2 separate regions of the Homo sapiens genome follow, and region 1 is linked to region 2. Evidence: chromatin loops called from intact Hi-C (ENCODE). Cell type or tissue: B cell. All regions are shown on one strand.

Region 1 (8,000 bases), 110 kb after region 2:
CCCCGTGAGTCGCTGTAGACTGATAAGGGCAGCCAGATTCCACAGCCATTTAAAGAGTCAACATGTTTTAGGGCTAAAAAACTTCATGGGCCCCAAAGTGTCAACTCCTTGAGGGGTGACTGAGAAACCATGGCCGAAAAGTCCACCTCAGCAGCAAGTCCAGGAACCTACCACTGACCTTACCTGTTGAAAGAGACTTAGGGCCTCTGGGGTCTTTACTTCTGGGAGCCTCAACGGTTTATTGATATGTGTAGCTTCTACTATGGGAGAAAAACACAACAGCTCCTTTGCAGAAATATGGTACTTACAATATTATTAGCAATAATATTAGTGAATATTTATTGAACATTTTCTACACGCAAAGTCCCATGCATTATCCTATTAAGACCTTACAGCAACCTGAAGACCTAGGTTTCCTGAGGTTACAGGGGAGGAAACAAGGTTAACAGACTGAGGAGTAAAGAGGAAAGGCAAACAGAATCTACCTTTATATACTGGACTGGAAATTAAATGTTACAGACATTGAATTATATTGGTCTGCTCATTTCTTAATTGTGAAACTACAAGGCTAGTTGTCATACTCTAATAATCATTTATTTTTTTCCTCCTTCTCTTCCTAGCCGGTGAGACTTTTATCTTTAAAAGACATACCATACATACATACACACATACATATACACACTCAACATTCACCATAAACACAAATTATTGAACCATCTCATCTGTCTTACCTTATTATGGGAGGTTTTTACCATTGGCACAAATCTTTTTAGTTTCAGCAGACCATGAGTCAAATTCCAAGTATTCAAGACACAATGAGAAAGTAGCAAAGCCATGACTTGAAATCTCTTTATTTCATCCATGCAGGATTTCTTCTGCAGGGACCTCATGCTTTGGTGTCACAGAGAAGCAAAACCTTTTGCTTCTTCAAATTATCCTTTTACTTTTTCCCCCTCTCATGCTGTCTTTGAATATATTCATGTTTGTGTTTTATGCAAAGGTATGCATATATGTGCCCAGAATACTCCTATCACAGATGTCTCTGGCATAGCAAAAAAAATGGAATGGAGCCAGAAAGACCTACTATGGACCTTTATAAGCTGTGACCTGTGCAACATTTGTAACCTCTCCGAGGCTCAGTTCCCTCATTGGGAAAACAGGCAAAAGGCTGTTTTGCCTGTCATGCTTTGGGGGTGGGCCCGGTGGTGGGGGGTAAGGCTGTTGTGAGAGGTAAGGTAGCAATGTAAAGCACCTAGTTAACCTACAGTGGAGAGAAAATGGTAGACATCATTATTACAGTAACTGTCTAAAACAAAATCTAGATATGACAAAACCTGGTTAGCAAGGCAGGTGTAAGATTGGTCTCACCCTAGCAGTAAAACACATTTCATGTAGCATAAGATGTTCTATAAATCCCATTCAGAAATGAGTCTGTCCACAGTGGGCAATACATATCTGCCCATCTGCAGGTTGAAGCAATGTGGCCATGTCTCTTTAATGCTGACTGATGTTCAACTACATCACAGTGCCCTTGTCATGGGGCTCAGTTAATGCTGAATTCAATTATCTATGTAGATGGAAAGAGCAGAGTCATAGATAATAATTCTGAGAACAAATACTTTCTAAATGATTCCTTCTTTTTTTTTTTTTTCCATAATAGCTACCTTACTGTATTACTTGGGTCTTGGCTGATGTTTGGTACTCTATAAGAATACGTATCAATGGATGATGGGAAGAAATTCATGACTACTCTGACCTGGATATTATAGAAAGCTCTCCTGAGCCTGAATATTTGTTGCATAAAATTTGCAAGGTGAATAACTGGTGGTGGTCCACCACTCTCTAATGTATGGCACAATAATTATAAAATATTCATTCAATTTTAAGATATTTTCTGTGTGTGTATCAAGTCCCACCAGTTACGCATCTAGTCTGAATTAGCTCATTAGGTTAGGGTGAACATAGTGCTAAGGAAATCAGAAGATTCATTTTTTTTTTAAAGATCAATTAGCATCTTTCCTTTGGTGCTCCCAAAAACTCTGTGATAAGGAGACCACATAACTGTGAATACTGATGTGAAATGCCATCAGTACTGGTGGGTAAATACCATAAAGCAGCGGTCCTCAACCTTTTTGGCACCAAGGATCAGTTTTGTGGAAGACAATTTTTCCACAGCAGGGTTAGGGTTGGTTTCAGGATGAAACTGTTCCACCTCAGATCGTCAGGCATTAGTTAGAGTCTCATAAGGAGTGAGCAATCTAGATCCCTCACATGTGCAGTTCACAATAGGGTCCGTGCTCCCATGAGAATCTAACACCGCCACTGACCTGACAGGAGGCTGAGATCAAGCAGTAATTCTCCATTACTGGCCACTCACCTCCTGCTGTGCGGCCTGATTCATGACTTCCACCAACAAATGTAATGTCTTTTCTACCGTAACTAAGCACTTACCATGCACTGTGGCCATAACTTTTGCAGTTTGAGAGGCAACAAGAAAATTAGCATAAATTTCTTTTTACTTCACAATTTCACAGGCAGAAGATTCATACCATAGATCTGAGCAACCTTAGCCTACAATTTTTTTCTTTCCTTAAGTCCTTATGTTCACCTTTTCACTTAAAGGAAGCACTTTATGGCTTCTCTTTGGCATATCTGAATTGCTGGCATCACTACTCTTGCACTTTGGAGCCATCATTAAGGAAAATAAGGGTTCCTTGAACACAAGCTCTGTGATACTGCAAAGGTTAACTGATAACCCAGATATCTACTAAATGAGCAATGGGCAGGTAGAGTCTACAGTGTGGGTATGCTGGACAAAGGGAAGGTTCTTGTCCCAGGTAGGACAGAGCAAGATTTCATCATGCTACTCAGAACAGTGTGCAATTTAAAACTTATGAATCATTTATTTCTGGAATTTTCCATTTAATATTTTCAGACCACAGTTGACCACAGGTGACTGAAACAGAGGAAATCAGAACCATAGATAAAGGGGGACTACTATATTGTGAAATTCGTAATGCAATTGTCGCTTGTCTTGTTTCAACCAACATAGTCTAGTGCCTACTAGGTACAAAGGACTCCCTCCCCACCCCAGCAGTGTTCTCAGTGTTGTATGGATCCCTAAGGACCCTTTCAAAGGTACACAAAATCCTCCCCTTTCCAACCACATACTCATGTCAGCCCTGACATGAATCAAAACAATAAACCACAATAGACTGAAAATGCAGAAGCGGATATGAGTCCAGTTGCCTTCTGTTAAACCAGACGTTAAAGAGATTTGTGAAGAGTAAAACAATATTACTCTCTTTACTCAAAAATTTTTTTGTTTTGGGAAATGTAGTTATTTTTCATAAAAAAAGTTATTTTGTTAGCATGTAATGGGCTTATTACTTTCTCAATTAATAAATATTTTTAAATTTTCCTAGTTTTAATTTCTAATATTGTTAGCTGTTGCTAGATATGACCCACATACACAAAAGATCAGGATTTTCAGTAATTTTTAAGAATATGAAGGGGTTCTGAAACCACAGAAAATTTGAGGAGCACTGACTGTTGTTCATCTGTCTTATTTAAATCTTACAGCATCCTAATTCCGTTTTCCTACTTTAATTGTCTTCATAGAACTTATCCTTATCTGACATTATGTCATATATTTATTTGCGTTTTATCTGTTTTCTCCATAAGCCAGTTATTTGCCTACTTGCTCTCAGATCCGTTCTCTATCTTTCCTCAGCAAAACGTGTTTCCCAGGCTCCTTTGCCAAAGACAGTGGGAAGCATTGGCAGGAGACTGGAGGAGGGAAGCAGACAGCCAGGTATTTCTACCTCCCACCCTGCCCTTTCGGGTCAGGCAGTACTGCTATTCACCTTGGCTCCAAGGGACCTCCCCTCTTTGCCCCTGGCTCCTGAGCCCTGGTAACACCCTCTCTGACTTCCCTCATGCAAGCCTAAGGTGGCAGTGGCTTCCGGCTCTTGTTATAATATTATATTGTTGCTTTGCCAGCCCAGTTTGACTTTGAGCTCTCTCAGCACTTTTGTGCTAGTTCTCCACGTTAGCTCCTTTCATTGCACCATCTGGCATGGGGCCTGTTTTCCTGACTGAAATGTAAGTTCCATGAGGTCTGGGCCTGTCTCATCTGCTACCATAACCACAATGTCTCAAGTAAATAATTTTTTCAAAGTAACAGCCCTGTGGGATAAGTGTTAGTATCATTATTTTATATATCTGAAAAATAAGGCTCAGGCAGAATTTGCTCGCCCCAGACAAGTGGGTCTCAAACTCTAGCTTGAATCAGAATTACCTACAGAGCTTTAAAACACAGATTTCTGGGCCACTTCCAGAATTTTTGATTCACTAAATATAGGGTGAAGCCTATAACTGCATTTCTAATAAGTTCCCAAGGGATCCTGATGCTGCTGGTCTAGGACCCACTTTGAGAACTACTGCCCTGCGTGACACAACTGAAAAGCAGCAGGGCCAGTCCTTATGTCTAGTCTTCCCACTGCATCTTGAAGCTTAAGGGTATTTGACACCAAGCTCAACAGTCAGGAACGTGCCACCAAATATACATCAACTCTCCCAATAGCTCACTCTGGGACTGTAGTCCAGATCTCTATTACATTATTCATCCTGTACTCTATTATTTGTAGTCTATACCACACTGAAAGTAACAAGTTTTTAAGTTTCCAAACATACATAAACGATTTCTTCCTTTCTTTTACTGGTCTATCACTGAACCTTCTCAAACTGCGAAAGGTATTCTTAAATATCAGGATTTAGTTGGGGAAAATACCCAACCATATTTGCCATCTTCCCTTTATGATTTTACAGCTTTTCACTTTTTCCCTCTTCCTGAAGAATTCAAGTTAGTCCAATCAGGAACCCCTACTTTTCAATTTCTTAATCATCTTAGAGACCATACCCTGGACCGTCTTCTATTCTCATACACCCACCTTGAGTTGCCCCAAGGGCTGGGCACTCTGATTTCAAGACTCACCATCAGGGTTTTGATAAGAAGGTAACATTTTGGTTTGGTTTTAGCATACTTCCTGATCATGCCCCAATAGCTTTATTAGCCCTGGTAGTTGTTAGACTTCAGAAAACCAATGTACACATGACTGGCCTTCTCCTTGGGCTGTCAATAATTATCCTTTCAGAACAGTGAAGAGCATGAATGGCATATGTATGATACACATTCTTTAGTCTTGCACCTATGCAGATATCATAATCAACCACAGCATGTTCTCTCTGAGCCCCATCTAAGAACATTATATGGCATAATATTTCAAGAGCACAAGGCCATGGCAGATGTTCTGCACCTCCTGTGACATTCCAGTAAATGGAAACCTCTGCCTTTGCAACCCCTGTCCTCTGGGAAAAGAAAGAAAGAGAGAGAGAGAAAGAAGAAGGAAAGAAGGAAGGAAGGAAGGAAAGAAGGAAGGAAAGAAAGAAAGAAAGAAAAAGAAAGAAAGAAAGAAAAAGAAAGGAGGGAGGGAGGGAAGGAAGGAAGGAAGGAAGGAAGGAAGGAGGGAGGGAGGGAGGGAGGGAAGGAAGGAAGGAAGAAAGGAAGGAAGAAAGGAAGGAAGGAAGGAAAAGATAAAATACCCCACATCAACCTGCTTTCTTCCACCTCTTCAGATGTCATTTGTAAATGGAGCTCGGGTATTAGAAGGGAAGGCAGTAAATTTTTTCAAGTTAATCATAAAGATATCTTCACAAGTACATCTGTACTTTAAATAGGTACATATATGAAAAAGTGGGCCTAAATTTTTCTACTTGAAAAGAAATACTTTATCCCAATTTAATCTTTATCATTTCCAGAAAACAGGGAATTATAGACACTACTTTCATCTTGTTTTTAAGTTATTATGTTTTTAGAGAGAGGAAAGGTTATAATTTCATCAAATGCAGCTTAAAAAACTCTGTAGCTTTGTAGTTAGGCAAGTCTGGATTCTAAACCTGGATCAACCACTTACTAGGAGGGTGACTTTGAAAGAAGAAATTTATCTCAGTTTCCTCATTTGAAAATAGGGATAATAATAATGATGGTTAACCAGGACTGCTGTGAGGATTAGAAAAAATATAATAAAAGACCTAGCATATTGCTTGGCCCAGAATAAGTAATAAATGCTAGTTAATATAATTATTACTGTATTTTAAGCTTTGGAATTACCACCTTATTTTAAAAGTGGAATGTATCACTCTTAGTTGGTATTCAAATTTTGATCAACTGATATTCTAATGGATGTAAAAAATTATTTCTTTTCTGAGATCACTGGAACTGTGACATGATCAATAGCGTCTCTCCATTTTTTCTTCAGCTGGTAAATAAATGTGCAAAGGTACTGAAGGCAAAATTCTCCTATGTAATCAAGCAGTAAAAGCTGTAATAAATCAGAGGTTTTTCCTTTTTATATCACTTTGAAAAGGGAAATTATGCTAAAATTTTTTCAGCATTTAATTCTCTACCAGGAACATCCTAAGCACTTTATGTGCATTACGTCACTTAATTCTGATAACCTTACAAAGCAGGTATTATTATTTTTCCCACGTCACCTTCTAGATGGGGAGGTAGTCTCAGAGAAGTTCAGGGTTTGCCAAGCTTACATAGGGAGAGCTTACGTAAGGAGAGGAGCAGATTTAAATCAGAACTGAAGATGAGCTCTGGGACTTTACACTATTTCTGGAAAACAGAAAAAAGCCAGCAGCCATCCCATGTGCCTTGACAGCTACTGCCCACAGGTAGTTTCTAGCGACTCTGGTACCTCGTTGACACATTTGCTCACATTTCTCTTCAAAAACATGGGAAGACAAATGCCCCTGGCTGCAGGCTTTTTCTTTTCCACTTTGAGATGCCAAATATGGATGGCTTATCTGAGGGCCATAATAGGTAAGTCCGCAATATTTAGCAACTTCTTTTCTTCCTGTTAACTGTAGTAGAATTCCCAGGCTGGGTCAAGCAATCAAGGAGGTATTGAAGAGAGTGATCCACAAGTAATTCTCAGTGGTCCCCAGACACTGAGGCCCCACTGTGCTGTCACATCAGGCATTAGGGTAATCTTCAGCTGCACCAGAGACTAAGCAGGAGCCTCCCATTGCCGGCGGATTGTCAAGGGATATGATCCAGGGGGTGGGCAACACAATGAACACCTGACTCTTGGCTGCAGCTTCTCCCTTAATTCTTCGCTGCTCTCCAGTCCTGACGACCTGGGCTGGATGATGTAGAAACATCAAAAGCCTATTGCTGCTTTTGAATAATGGTTATTTCTTTTCCTGAGAAAGAACTAACAACTCTGGCTCCAGTCTCTGTGACGACGAATGTTTTAATCACAAAAGGCCTGAACTAAGGTTCAGTTAGACACATCACTAAGGAGATATTCACATAATAAAAGGCCTCTTCGCCAAGTTTTGTTTAAATATTGAACTCTCAGAGAAATGAAGATGTTAGCCAAGTGACAAAAAATTCAACTGCCTCCCAATTTTTGGGAATACATCTTTTTTTTTAATATGAACTATGTGGCATCCTTCAATTCATTTACACTTGCACTACAGTAGTAGTTCACCACGTGTCTACTTTATACCGAATGTTATGCTGGGTGCTGCATCCTGCAGCAGAAAGAAGATGGAACTGGCTTTGTGCAGGCCACTTGTGCTATGCCTGTGAAATGCCTTCTAAAGTTCTATTAGAGACTCCTTCCTGATTCTAGCTGTCAAGGCCAAGCAACGCCAATCTCATCCCATGAATGTCTACCTTTCCTTTCATTTGTTCCCCAAGCTATAGCAAAAGATGAAGGGAACATGGATGATCAACTCCACAGCCAAATGCTTGAGATAATTATGGACTTTTGATCCTTAGTTCTTTCTAACCTTGATTTACCTGATGAGTCTATTGTATCACACTGAGGCTGTGATACTGAGGGAACTAACGTTTAAAGCTTACTGCTCTATGTCCTAGCATTGTGTCAGGGGCTTCACACGTAGCATGTTATTTTATATTCTTA
Region 2 (8,000 bases):
ATTGTACTTTTTTCACTGAAATGTTAGTATTATGTAGAGACAGCCACGACTCCCTGTCTTTAATAAAGAACAAACACTGCAGTAATCATGCCCAACGCTCCCGCTGATCATTCTTAGTTATTTAGGACTTTTATTTCTCTCTTCTGGGAAACAGGAAAGAATATCTTCCACTGAAGAGACAAGGAATGATGGTGGTTATAAAAAATACATTCTGATCAGGTGAACTGGTAACTTGTCAGCTTTACGCTAGTAACCAGTCTCTTCCCTGCAGTTAGAACGTGAAGACCCTGTTTGGGGCAGAGACAAGCCACCCCATGGAGTGTCCCTGATAAAACTATTTATTAGGGAAATGCTATGGACGCCTCGGCAGGGAGAGTAGGGAGGTGCAGGGGATGGGTAGGGGTTCAGGTGTCTCAGAGCTCCACAGCCCTGCACAGTGTTAAACCACAGATCAGAGCAGGAGCTTTTAGAGACCTGAAAGGAAGGCTTATTGCATAAAAACTTGCTGCACATCCAGAGGTCCAAAATTCACCCGGCACTTAAAAAACCAATCACAGAGAAGTCGGCCAGCTGACAAGACAGATAAGTGGAAAAATACGAACACGCATCTCAGTCTCAAAACCTGAATTCCAGTAAAGCTTAGGCGGCAGGTCACAGGCAGAACTGTGCCATGTGTGGAAGTGCAGAGGCTTCCTCGTGGACAATTCCCCAGCCAGAACGGTCAAGGGGCTGGTCCTTCTTTCACGTTGTGGTCTGCCTCGTCCACAGGTCTGGGCTAGCAGCACTCAGAAGGTTAAGAGCACACAAAGTGAGTGGGGAATGTCTCTCAGGAGTCACTGCTTGCCTCCACCTCTGCTGTTCCTGGGAGTAGGTGTGTCATTTCAGCCAGGGTGGTCCACCTCCTGCCCGCTCAGGGCACCAGGAGGAAACAGCTTTCCTTTCTTCCAAAGGGTGAGGTGGAGCATTAGTGACACATCCTGCTCGTCATTTCTTTCTGGAAAGCAAGGGGAAAAGGATGGTTAGGAGAAACTATAAGCAGAGCAACGATTTGGTGAAGGATCCTGAAAATGCTCTTGGAATCTCGAGAGCCTGTAAATGAAAGCTTGCAAGCATGGTCCATGAATAAGGCTTAGCATGAGGGTATGTTCCATCTGTTTGTTCTGCAGAATTTTTTTTTTCCATTAAGGCACTGTTTAAAAATTTGACTCATGTATCAAAATTCAGGTTGCTTGCTTGCTTTTTCTGAGAAATTGCAAGATTTGGAGCTTCTGAACAACTGGAGTTGAAGAATGGCTGTCCTCTTCAGCAGAAGAATTTGCTCTCCAGTTTGCCCCAGTCCTTGCCACTCCCACCTGACTTCCCAGCAGGAGCCATGTAGCACTTATGAACTGATACAGTAATTGGATTTGGACTGCTAGTTTTCTTCGAGTAGGGAAAGATTTAAGTTTCAATCAAAGATGGAAAAATAAAGGATAAGTGGGTATAAGTCAAGAAAAGCAGGAAGGAGGACATTTTTAAAAATAGAAATGAATAATACACCAAAGTGTCTGACATGCGTCACCTGCCTGGCTCTTGTGGGTATTTATAGATCCCGAATAGCCATCCTTTCTCTACCCCTGGGGCTCCGCACAGGTTGAGTCCCATGCCTATGGTCCGCTGCTACCACATCCTGCGCCTGCCCCTCTTCATTTGTCAAATTGCCACTCATTTTTCCACCTCAGGTAAGGTGACTTTTACCTGCTGGGAGACCTTCCCGCACTCCTGCCCCACTCGCTGTGGAGGTAGCCACTCTCTCCTCCTGTGCACACATTGATTCTTACATGCAGTGTATGAATTTGTACATCTCTGTGTGTGTGTGTGTGTACTGGGGCTCTGGACATGTCTGTTGGCCCTGCTAGACTGGGCGCTACTAAGTGCCAGGAAAAAGAAGCACTCATTGAATCGCCCCATGTGCTTTCATCTTTGTAGCCCCTGCCCCTGGCACTGTGCCAGGGTAGTGGCTCCTCTTTCATCTCCAAGGATGGTCTGAGGAGCAGGCTAGTAATGAGCCCTGTGCCATTTAGCATCTTGAGAAGACAAGTTTCATGTCACTTTAGTTAGATGAACGATCTTCCAAGTTCTACCTGCTGCAGAGCTGACTGCAGCTACTACATCTCTTGCATACTGACCTGGACTGCCACACCTTATATAATAGGAAACATCGAGAAAAAGGAGACTGAGTGTGGGAGTGCCAAGGTGTTCAGAGAAGCGTTCTATTCGAAAACCATACAGATGTGCTGGTTAAAGAAATAACAATAGACAAGGCAGAATCTAGGCACTTTTGCATCTCTATAATTATTAATACAGGAAGTTACAAATCTATGTGTATATCTAATTTTTTCAATTTTTAATTTTTTCGACAGGATCTTGCTGTTGCCCAGGCTGGAGTGCAGTGGCAACAGCTCACTGCAGCCTCAACCACTCGGGCTCAAGCTATCCACCCACCTCAGACTCCTGAGTAGCTGGGACTATAGGCACACAACACCACACCTGGCTAGTTTTTAAGTTTGTTGTATAGACAGGATTTCACCATGTTGCCCTGGTTGGTCTCAGACTCCTGAGCTCAAGCATTACCCATCTTGGCCTCCCAAAGTGCTGGGATTACAGGTGTGAACCACTGCACCCAGCTTTTGGCTTAACTCTTGATGACACAGACAAGGAAAACAAGATGGGAATACAACAAGAGCATGTGTGTGTGTGTTTGAGAGAGACAGAAAGAGAAGTAGGGAGAGAGAAAGTGTGTTCATGGGATAAACAGAATTTTAGCTTTATAACTTAATTATTTGCAATAGGTCTGTACTTTTGAAAAGAAAGAAGCTAGCTATAGTTAAATATCTATAAGATGCCAGGTGCTTTGGGGTGGTTATACCATTGCATCTGTATAACTCTAAGACAGGGAACTATGACCTCCAATGGACAGAGGAAGAATCCCAGTTTCAGAGCAGAAGCTATTTGCTCAAGGTAAATGGGTAAGGTACAGAATGCTCAACAGTAACCGCTGCTTTTATTAAACAGAGGCCTGCTGTTTGCCAGTCCCAGTGTCTACTGCTATACAGATATTATACTTTGTGAAGTAAGATTTGCCATCTCTACTGTATTGATGAGGAAAAACCCTCAGGGAAGGAGAGTACCTTACCAGGTCACATAGAAAGCTGCAGGTCTACGGTTTAAACTCAGGTCTATCTGACCGCAAAGGCTTGCTCTTTCTACTACACCATGTGATTGTAGGTTAAAGCCTCTAAGATAGTCTTATGAATATGCAATCGGATAATACTGGCATATATTAATTGACATATATAATTATAGGTGGTTGCAGTCATTCATGAATTTTCAAAATGCCAGATTTTTTTCTTTATCCAGACTGATGCCAGTTTGAATTATAGGTACAATGGGCAAATACTAGAACAATTATGCCACTGAGAGAGTATGGACACTAGAAATATGGCAGAGTTTTTTTTTAAGTAGCAGAGTAACAGTTTCAGAGAGGACAGGGTACTTATTCAAGGTCACTGAGATGCAGGATAAAAACTGTTTCCTGGGATGCCTCTTAAATTCATAAAGGGAATGTATGGTTGAAATAGCAGATCAGAAACATCAGGAAAGACATTTGAGTTGGATCCATCCTTCAAAGCTCTGCAAGACTCTGCAAGCTGTATTCTAGCACTTGCCCACTGGGTGGAGCCAATGAGCTGTTAAAAAAAAAAACTCGTTTAAATAAACAAATGGCAATGCTAGGTTCCATCGCTTTCTTCATCAGAGCCCTCCCGCAGGCTAGCAGGGCCAAACACATTCCTTCCTCTCTGAGAGTGTGGCCAAAATAGCTTCTACCCAGGGTGCTCTTTACAATGAATTTGCCATTGCTGGAGTTACTGAATGCCCTGTGTATTAAGGCAGGCCACTAAAGAACTCCAAAACGTGTATTAAAAGGCTTCCGCTGAGGTGATGAGAAGCTTCTGAGAAAGTTCCTGGTGACTGTGCTTGGCTTGTATATGAAGATTTTCAAAAACACCTGAATTTTTCAAAATGTGTTTTTAACAGAAGATCAAAGTAGAATCTTGGTTGTGGTCACTCGGTTTCATTTGTTTTAAAATAAAGCAGTAATTGATTCTATGAAGTCCCTGGTTCTCCACTGTCAACAAAACAAATTCCATCCTCTGAAGCCTGTCAAAGAAAGAGGACCCATCGCCCCCTGCTCACCTCCTGCTGAATTCCCTCCCACTCACCACACCAGCCAGGCAAACTAGACTTCTCCAGGTCTCCAACTGGCCAGTTTCTAGTGGTTTCTTTCTTATATCTGGTAAATATTTTCTGCCCTTCTCTGCCTGGCAAATTTTGACATCCTTTAAGATGCAATTGTCAGCTCCTTTCTTGGGTATCTCCATCACTTTGCACACATTTGCATTCTATCACATTGGAATTCATCATTTCATTTTTGCCTGAATCTGAGAAGAACATTAATATTTTTTAGTATATTAATGTATGATGCATATTTTATTCAAATTGTATAACAGGATGTATGGTTTGATCCAGTTATTTTGAGAAAAAATATAAAGAAAAATATGGGTCCAACATGATAAATTTATCTTTGGGTGAATACAATTGTGTATGTTTTCTGTTTCTAATTTTTTTGTCCTTTGCGGAGTCTGAAGTTTTAGATATTTTTGATATGCATGAATTTTTTTCTAAGAAAACAAGACCGGTTATTTAAAAAACAAAAAGGAAAGTAGACAGAGACTCCAATCTGAAATCATATTTCACTTTAGAAATGAAGTTAAAATGACATTTGCCTAGTTTTTGTGGGGACGGTGGGGGTGGATGAAATCAGCCTGTCTTTTACATAAGATACTCAATTTTTTCTGTTCTGATCTAAACACTTTTTAAATTTAAATCTTCTTTATGTACTTGTTAGCAGTTGGAAGAAGTTCTTGATAGCCATTGAACAAACTTCCGTGAACTCTAAGTGTCAAATCTTAGTCTAACCTCAGTGTACCCATTTTTATAACTGGTAGTCAGTGGAGGATAGGGAATAATGATCCAGAGAAGTAAAATGACTTATTCCAAGTCACACAAATACTCTCTGACTTAGGCAAGACTACAAAGAAATCAACGCTCTCAGTTTACTGCACTACATCATCACACATTTTAGTAATCTAATATTCTTTTTTTTCTTTTTCTTTTTGAGATGGAGTCTCGCTTTGTTCCCCCAGGCTGGAGCGCAGTGGCGCGATCTCGGCTCACTGCAAGCTCCACCTCCTGGGGTCACGCCATTCTCCAGCCTCAGCCTCCTGAGTAGCTGGGACTACAGATGCCCGCCACCACGCCCGGCTAATTTTTTGTATTTTTAGTAGTTAGCCAGGATGGTCTCGATCTCCTGACCTCGTGATCCGCCTGCCTTGGCCTCCCAAATTGCTGGGATTATAGGCATGAGCCACTGCGCCTGGCCCAAGAAGCTAATTTTCATATGGAACATATGAAGAAGAACACTTGATGTTTACTAGGGGACAGTCATCATGCTTGCACAGCAATTTTAATAAGTTAACTCTAGGAATTATGAAACAAGCGCCAAAAAGCAGTGACATCATCACAGAGTCATAGGCTGCTGTTATAGCTGGGAGGAAACATGGGTGTCACCTACTCCAACACTTTAATTTCGGAGATGTGGCAACTCAGACCATCGGAAAGTAAGTGACTTCCCTAATGCGGCAAAACTAATTAGTGGCAGAACTGGACTGCTGGCCTGTGGGCTCTCTGACTTCACATTGATTCGAAAGAGGCAATTTGTGTACACAGGATTTCTTAGAGCTGGCTTGATGTGCTGCAGGTAAAATCTTTATCATCTCATGATGCTCCTAAACTCCATTAATGGCTTTCAGTAGTTTTCAAACCAAGTCTCCACTGTAACATACGATGCTGTTCCTGATCTAGACTCTTCTCAGGCACTCAACCTCATCCCCCATCGGTGGCCGACGCTCCTTCTCTCCCATGGAACACACAACGATTTCCATACACATGCTCCTCTCTTCCCAGAACACCCTTCTCCCATCGCCAACACCCTTTAACGCTCTTGACCAGTTGTCATCTCCTTAGGGACACATTCTTCTACCCTCCCACCCTGTCCCCAAGGAATCCTAGGTGCTCCTCTTCCAGATTCCCTCAGTGCCCATGACACCTTTCACACTGTTGTGCGACCGTTTATCACATTCCTGGTTTCAGCACCAGGCTGCTCTTGAAGAGAGAAAACCTATCTGGTATTTGTGTAGACCCTGGTGCTCAAGACCTGGCACATACTAGGTGCTTAAAACATATTAAATTAAACTGAAATCCAATGAAAAGGAACACTTATTAGGTCTACAGACCCAAGTAAAATGAGAGGTGGAAGGAAACACGCATTTCATACCTACGATGGGGAAGGCACTTAGACTTACCTTGTGCACTTTCTCACAACTCTATGAACTAGGCATTACTTTTTCTAATTTACAGATGAGGAAAAGGAGGCCCAGAAATTTGAACTAACTTGCCCAAGTTCACCCAGCTAGTCAGTGTAACAATAATGATTTAGTGGACTCAAAAACAAAAACAAGCAAACAACATTCTGCTTTCATTACTCTGCTGGAGGGAGGAGCAAAAGAAAAGGAGTGAGTCTTTTTGTTTCTGTTGTAAAATGGATAAGGGGGGGGAAGAGCTACCACAGCAGCATTTCAAAACCCATGTCTTCTTTTAATTACCAGCTTCCTGCTAACTCTGAGACACCAGGAGAAAGGGGGAGGAAGAAATACTTGAAACAAAAAATAATCAAGGAAGAAAAGCAGTATGAAGAGATGTAGAAGGCTCCGCAGTGTGGTAAGGAGCAGGAGGACCCTTGGTGCTGGAAACTTTGGAAAAATGACTGTTATATACGTGAACTCCTGCCCCTAGTAACCACCATTAAACAGCCAACGGGTTAAAGCAGGGCAGTGAGCAGTACGCCTCTCTCAGGGCCACATCTGACATTATGTTGTGTACTTCTCACTAACCATTTTAAAGCCGTTGGATGTTTAATGGTGGCTACTAGGGGGAGGAGTTCACGTATATAAAGGAAATTGGGCTCTCTAATACAGCACGCCCGCACACGTGTATACTCATGCGTACACACCCCTGAAGTAATGGAAACAGAACGGAAAGTAGGAGAGATTCATCTCCCCCAGCACCTTTTCCAATCATGCAGCTTCATCAATACATTTTAAAGGTAAAATCAAATGTGATATTGCTGAAAAGACACGAGGAAAGCTGCGAGTCCCCCGGAAAAGGCCGTCAAAGGGTATTGCACGTTTCACAAAGTGCCTCCCTGCCCATTAATCAGCAGTGCAGCCTCAGTCCCAGCTACCGGCCCCGTGCCCGAGCTTGGCCCTGTGGCCTGCCGTCAGCCCCATCTCCACTCAGATGGGACATACCTGGAAAAGTGGCTTGAACTGCAGCAGAAGTACAGAAGCCACATTTCTGGCTGGGCTGGGGGTGGACAGCACCAAAACCCTACAACCGGGAAGAGTTTCATTCCCCACAGCAAGGCTAAGGCCCTCTAGGGGTAGAGGCCAGGTCAGAAAGAGGGCTTTCTGGAAGCCTTTCGTCTCACAAATTCCACTTCTTAGAGACTTAAAAATCTCCAGATTGTACCCATATTTCATTAGTTTCTTCTGTGATGGCTGTGGATTGAGAACACTGACCATCTTGAAAATTCCCTCTCTCATGGCTTTCCCCTGCCCTTCCTGCCTCCATTCCAAACAGCTGTGCTGGCGAGGTCTATGCCAAGGTTTCACGGCCCCCTCCCAACAGGGTCCTCAGCTCCTGCCAGCACTCACTTCCCTCAGGCCACATTTCCACACTCAATGTTACACCAACATTTTGCTATTTCCTTATCTCAAGATCTAACCCACTTATAGCAAAAGCAAGTCCCTCTGGACTGGGTAGTTTTCTTGGAGGAGTGA

The links. A loop is a pair of places that touch in the nucleus more often than their neighbours do. Peaks named below come from ENCODE experiments on the same cell type or tissue, not always from the same donor. Only the 100,000 strongest peaks of a DNase experiment are listed, where the experiment ranks them.
Region 1: a loop joins it to region 2, with 2.7 times the contacts of the local background. A loop is called at or near these places in 8 of 110 quality-filtered maps.

What each region holds. Positions count from the first base shown.
Region 1 is chr9:27,438,743-27,446,742 of GRCh38, forward strand. All of the region lies in intron 2 of MOB3B (MOB kinase activator 3B), which reads right to left. Among named protein-coding and RNA genes, the nearest start is that of IFNK, 82 kb to the right of the region's middle. In B cell, no CTCF peak of the experiment used is centred here; a DNase peak (open chromatin) is centred at 3,129; H3K4me3 peaks cover 560 bases; H3K27ac peaks cover 2,828 bases.
Region 2 is chr9:27,329,623-27,337,622 of GRCh38, forward strand. It overlaps MOB3B (MOB kinase activator 3B), which reads right to left. Exons shown (of 4, transcript NM_024761.5): 4 at 1-994. The coding sequence ends at 965. Among named protein-coding and RNA genes, the nearest start is that of EQTN, 36 kb to the left of the region's middle. In B cell, CTCF peaks have their summits at 3,687 (motif pointing right) and 3,888; a DNase peak (open chromatin) is centred at 3,749.